Linked DNA regions of Homo sapiens: region 2 is linked to region 1. Evidence: read pairs that join two places in POLR2A ChIA-PET (ENCODE). Cell type or tissue: PC-9. All regions are shown on one strand. Each heading gives the region's core, and the rest is flanking DNA. Links, peaks and the distances in the headings are about the cores only. Region 1 overlaps SLC4A1AP (solute carrier family 4 member 1 adaptor protein). Region 2 overlaps EIF2B4 (eukaryotic translation initiation factor 2B subunit delta).

Region 1 (2,806 bases), core at 78-2,577:
TGTAGCTGAAAACATCTGTGTTGCTGTTGCTTCTGTCTTTCTATGCCAGAGCCTTCCTGAGGCCTGTGGGGAAGGGTGTGAAGGATAATGATTTGACAAAATGTCCTTCATGGCCAGGCAGGCAGCATTCTTCTGGTGGCCTTAGCAAGGGAATGGGTTTTATCTCTGGTAGGGAGAAAGGGGCTTGAGGCTGGACTTAAGAGTGCTACTAAGGGGATAAGACTTAGGTAAAAGAAGGCAGTAGTAGCAAGTGGGGCTTCAGGGAGGGCCAGGTAGCTAACATCTGGTATGGGTCACTGTGAGTCGAATGCCATTACTGTCCTTATATTCCAGTTTTCAGGGCTGTCCCATGGTCAATATGAAGAAAACAGAGGGCTTTCTTTTCAGTCTAGTATGCTTATTCTGGGGTTTCCTCTGTCTCCTCATGCCATATTCTCATTGTCACCTCTGCCTGCTCTGAGTATCTTGTCAACTGAATTGCTATCCCTTTTGTTTTTGCTCTGTTCTCCCCCTGCCTTTCTAATTTCTACTATCTCTTCTTTATACCCTTCCTCAGCTTTGTCCTAATGGGCTTAGCTTTTCTAACTATCTCCAGCCGTTGAGAATGTTGACAGGCTCAGCAGTTGCAGTCTCTCACTATATCTTTGTCATTACTACACTGGGTATCCTGCATACTGTACCCCCATCCCCATGCACACTTTTTTTTTTAAGTGCTCAGAGCTATTGCGCTTAAGTGGGAGCTCCAGATAAGTAAGACACTCTTCAGAGGTTGGTGGGAAGTAGGGCTTTACACCATGGATCAATCTCCTGCTGCTTATATGTTCTCCTTTGCCAGTGACCTTTGTACTGTAGTCATTTCATGGGTGTGAAGTCATGTAGCATGTGGCAAATTACTTGACTAAGGGAGCAGCCTCATCATAGCTCTGTGTCTGTGACAGTCAGCATTGTTCTTGTCCATTCAAAATCTGTTGGTCTGAATACCTCTTTCTTATTGTTATATGCTTAGATATTCATTTTGTGGTAATTTTTATTTTGCCAGAGGTTTCTTTGTCAGTATCATGGTATTTTTAGATAAAACCTTGGGACTCCCTGGAATAGATGTGTATAATTATTCTTTCTTCCTAGGACTGAAACTCAGACTACAGGTGCAGAAAACAAAGCTAAAAAGCTTACATTGCCTCTATTTGGTGCCATGAAAGGAGGAAGCAAATTCAAATTAAAAACTGGAACAGTAGGGGTAAGTTGTGAGTCAGGGTGTTAAACTTTTAGCCCTTGAGTTATCCCTGAGCTAATTTTTCTCTTTTCTTTTTTGAAACTACAAATGACTCATTCCATAGTAATGTGAGAAAGGGCTGTGGGCTTGGTATGATCACATCTTTCCCAGAACTTGGTTCTTGGATTCTTTTTTTTTTTTTTTTTTGGAGACAGAGTCTCACTCTGTCACCAGGCTGGAGTGCAGTGGCGTGATCTCGGCTGACTGCAACTTCCGCCTCCCGGGTTCAAGCAATTCTCCTGCCTCAGCCTCTCGAGTAGCTGGGACTACAGGCGTGCTCCACCATGCCCAGCTAATTTTTGTATTTTTAGTAGGATGGGACTTCACCATGTTGGCCAGGATGGTCTCCATCTCTTGACCTCGTGATCCACCTGCCTTGGCCTCCCAAAATGCTGGGTTTATAGGCATGAGCCATTGTGCCTGGCCAGTTTGTGGATTCTTTTTCTCAGCTTAGGGTTATCAAGAATTGATGAATTAATTTATGCCAATCAATTTGCAAGTAAATGGTTTGTAAATTAGAATCATAGTTTATTAATTTCTCATGAATGTTGCATTTAAGAATGGGTCTCCTGCATTAAATGCTTTTCCCCAGGTGGATAGATGTAGTGTTCAGACTCACCAACATTTAAGAACATAGTGTGTGCACTTGCCTCTGCCATATGATTTTTCTTCATTTAATCCTTCCAACACCTTTTGCTGTGTGGGAATTATTGCCTCTTACAAATGAGGAAATAGAGTCAGAGAAGTTAAATACCAGATCACACCAGCGTTATGTAACTAAGCTGGTAATCAGATCCAGGTCTGTCTCTTGAGCTTTATGATTTCCCTGCTACCCTACAATATATGTCTGTCTGTATGTTTTTGCTTTATCTATATTCCTATTCATAGATTCAGCTTTTAAAAGGTTTTCATTACCCCTAAGAGCTGAACCTTGAGTATTAGTTTGCTAGGGCCACCATAACAAAATACTAGGGATTGGGCAGCTTAAACAACAGAAATTTATTTGTTCACAGTTGCCAGCAGGGTTGGTTTCCTCTAAGGCCTCTCTGCTTACCAATGGCTGCCCTCTTGCTGGCTCTTCAGATGGCCATCCCTCTGTGCACTTGCACTCCTGGTGTCTCTTCTTCTTCTTCTAAGGACATGAGTCATACTGAGTTAGGGCCCCACCCTAATAGTGTCATTTTAATTCAGTTTAATTTAATTTACAGTCATATTCTGAGGTACTGGGGCTTGGGACTTCAAACATGAATTTGGGCAGCAGGGGGCACAATTCGTCCAAAACACCCTGAATTAGGGTATACTGCCCTCTGGTGGCAGAAATCTGAAGTCCTAGCTATGTATTCTTTTTGTTTGTTTCATTGAGAGACAGTCTCACACTGTCACCCAGGCTGCAGTGCAGTGGCCATCTCGGCTCACTGCAACCTCCTCCTCCCGGGTTCAAGCGATTCTCCTGCCTCAGCTTCCCGAGTAGCTGGGATTACAGGCACCCACCACCACGCCCAACTAATTTTTTGTATTTTTTTTTAGTAGAGA
Region 2 (2,806 bases), core at 220-2,719, 320 kb before region 1:
TAAGGTTAGGACTCTCTTTTTGAGACAGGGTCTCACTCTGTCACCCAGGCTGGAGTGCAGCGGCACAATCATGGCTTACTGCAGCCTCTACCTCCTGGACTCAAGCAATCCTCTGGCTTCAGCCTCCTGAGTAGCTGGAACAACAGATGAGCACAACCATGCCCAGCTAATTTTTATTTTTTGTAGAGACCGGATTGCCATGTTGCCCAGGCTGGTCTCAAACCTCTGGGCTCAAACAATCCTCCTGCCTTAGCCTCCCAAAATGCTGAGATTACAGGAATGAGTCACTGCACTCAGCCCAGGACTATTTGTTTTCATATTCCTCCTCACACCCAGTTTAGTGTCTGGCATGTAGATGCTCAGTGAATGATTGATTTGGGTAGTTTTGGTTCTTTATACGGGTCTTCAGGTTAGTCCCAATGTACTGGCATGGAGCTAGTTACTTGAGCAGGTCTTCACAAAGGTCTGAGTAGCAGGTGATAAAAGGGGTTGTGAAGTCTGGACTCCTAACTTAAGTGGTGGAGATGCTAAAAGAGAAACAAAGGCAGCAGAGTTGCTGAGGGTAGGGAGTATGGCATTTATTAACCCTGTGTTTCCCCCGTCACTGGTCACTGCTCTTGACTCGTAGAACAACAGGTACAGAACTGCAAGGGATCATCCCCAGCTCCGTGATCACCAGATCCACAAGCTCTGGGGGAGTCACATCATAGACTAGATTCAACAACCGTAGGGATGCGTGGTTCTGCCAGTTAGCCAGCGCAACATGTTCTCCCCGCTTACATTGCAGATCATCAGGGTCATCTGCAATGGAAGGCGTACCCATTATGTTCTTTCAGAAAAGAAGTTCTAGTTTATCCGCCCCTCTCCCTCCCTCTCAAGTCTTCACAGGTAGCTGGAGGCTTCTCTTTTGCCTCCTTACCTAGCTCATTAGAGACAAAGGCATCAGTCTGCACACGCTCACAGAACTTGTATGTTTCACAGCAAACCAGCACTGGTACATTATGGGCTCGAGCCACCAGGGCTAACTGTGCTGTCCCTACCCGTGACATCACAGACCCGTTGGCCAAGAGTGCATGAGCTCCCAATAGCACCTTGGAAACCTGTTTCACAGGAGAAGAGGAAGAAAAAAATGTCATTGTTGTATCAATGCAAAATAAGGTCCCCTACTTACAGGACAGCAACATTAAGACAAGTAATAAATCTCAACACCTGTGAAAAGAAGGGAAAGAAACAAAAACAGACAACAAGTAATAAATCTTTTTTTTTTTTTTCTTTGAGATGAAGTTCTGCTCTTGTTGCCCAGGCTGGAGTGCAATGGCGCGATCTCGGCTCACCACAACCTCTGCCTCCTGGGTTCAAGTGATTCTCCTGCCTCAGCCTCCCGAGTAGCTGGGATTACAGGCATGCACCACCACTCCCAGCTGATTTGTTGTATTTTTATATTTTTAGTAGAGACGGGGTTTCTCCACGTTGGTCAGGCTGGTCTCGAACTCCCAACCTCAGGTGATCTGCCCGCCTCAGCCACCCAAAGTGCCAGGATAACAGGCGTGAGCCACTGAGTCCGGCAATTAATAAATCCTTTTTTTTTTTTTTTTTGAGATGGAGTCTCGCTCTGTCGCCCAGGCTGGAGTGCAGTGGCATGATCTCGGCTCACTGCAAGCTCTGCCTCCTGGGTTCACGCCATTCTCCTGACTCAGCCTCCAGATTAGCTGGGACTACAGGCGCCCACCACCACGCCCGGCTAATTTTTTGTATTTTTAGTAGAGACGGGGTTTCACTGTGTTAGCCAGGATGATTGTGAACTCCTGACCTCGTGAACTGCCCTCCTCGGCCTCCCAAAGTGCTGGAATTACAGGCTTGAGCCACTGTGCCCGGCCTAATAAATCTTAATGATGGCTTTTCTTCTGTGAAAACACCTGACCACTGACCCACCAAATCTCCCACAGGAAAAGTAAACTTTGAAGTTACTTTTGTCTTGTTCCCTCTTCCTGGTTGCTAGTTTAATGTAATGTTTTTGCAATAGCTAGACTGCTGTAATATACTGTCAGTGTTTTTCCAATTAAATAGAAACAGAGCTATATAATTATTTTTTTTGACACAGGGTTTCATTCTGTCACCCAGGCTGGAGTGCAGTGGTGCAATGACAGCTCACTGTAGCCTCAACCTCCTGGGCTCAAGCAGTCCTCTCACCTCAGCCTCCTAAGTAGCTGGAACTACATGCGCATGCCACCATGCCCGGGTGTGTGTGTGTGTGTGTGTGTTCAAGCAGTCCTCTCACCTCAGCCTCCTAAGTAGCTGTGTGTGTGTGTGTGTGTGTGCGTGCGCGCGCGCACGCACTCAAGCAGTCCTCTCACCTCAGCCTAAGTAGCTGGAACTACATGCGCATGCCACCATGCCCGGGGTGGGGGTGGGGTGGGGTGTGTGTGTGTGTGTGTGTGTGTGTGTGTGTGTGTGTGTGTGTGTACAGGGTCTCATTATGTTGAGCAGGCTGGTCTTGAACTCCTGGGCTCAAGTGATCCTCCTGCCTTAGTGCTGAGATTGCAGGCATTGAGCCATGGCACCAAGCCAGGGCTATATAATTCTAATATTTTTAAATAATTGTGGCTGGGCACAGTGGCTCATGCCTATGATCCCAGTACTTTGGGAGGCCGAGACAGGGGGAACTGCTTGAGCCCAGGAGTTCCAGCCTGGGCAATGTAGCGATATCCCATCTCTACAAGAAAAATAAAAAACTAGCTGGGCATGGTGGCACACACCAGTAGTCCCAGCTACTCAGAGGCGGAGGTGGGAAGATCACCTGAGCCCA

Evidence for each region. Peaks named below come from ENCODE experiments on the same cell type or tissue, not always from the same donor. Only the 100,000 strongest peaks of a DNase experiment are listed, where the experiment ranks them.
Region 2: POLR2A ChIA-PET joins it to region 1 with 6 read pairs; 4 of 35 experiments call an interaction of 5 or more read pairs at or near these places.

The regions. Positions count from the first base shown.
Region 1 is chr2:27,681,123-27,683,928 of GRCh38, forward strand. SLC4A1AP (solute carrier family 4 member 1 adaptor protein) reads left to right here. Exons shown (of 14, transcript NM_018158.3): 9 at 1,126-1,237. Among named protein-coding and RNA genes, the nearest start is that of SLC4A1AP, 19 kb to the left of the region's middle. RefSeq lists an enhancer at 543-1,742. In PC-9, for the core only: a CTCF peak has its summit at 2,544 (motif pointing left); DNase peaks (open chromatin) are centred at 859, 1,309 and 2,529; H3K27ac peaks cover 2,500 bases.
Region 2 is chr2:27,363,799-27,366,604 of GRCh38, forward strand. It overlaps EIF2B4 (eukaryotic translation initiation factor 2B subunit delta), which reads right to left. Exons shown (of 13, transcript NM_001034116.2): 12 at 920-1,100; 13 at 554-801. The coding sequence ends at 602. All of the region lies in intron 3 of GTF3C2-AS2 (GTF3C2 antisense RNA 2), which reads left to right. Among named protein-coding and RNA genes, the nearest start is that of EIF2B4, 5.1 kb to the right of the region's middle. In PC-9, for the core only: no CTCF peak of the experiment used is centred there; no DNase peak of the experiment used is centred there.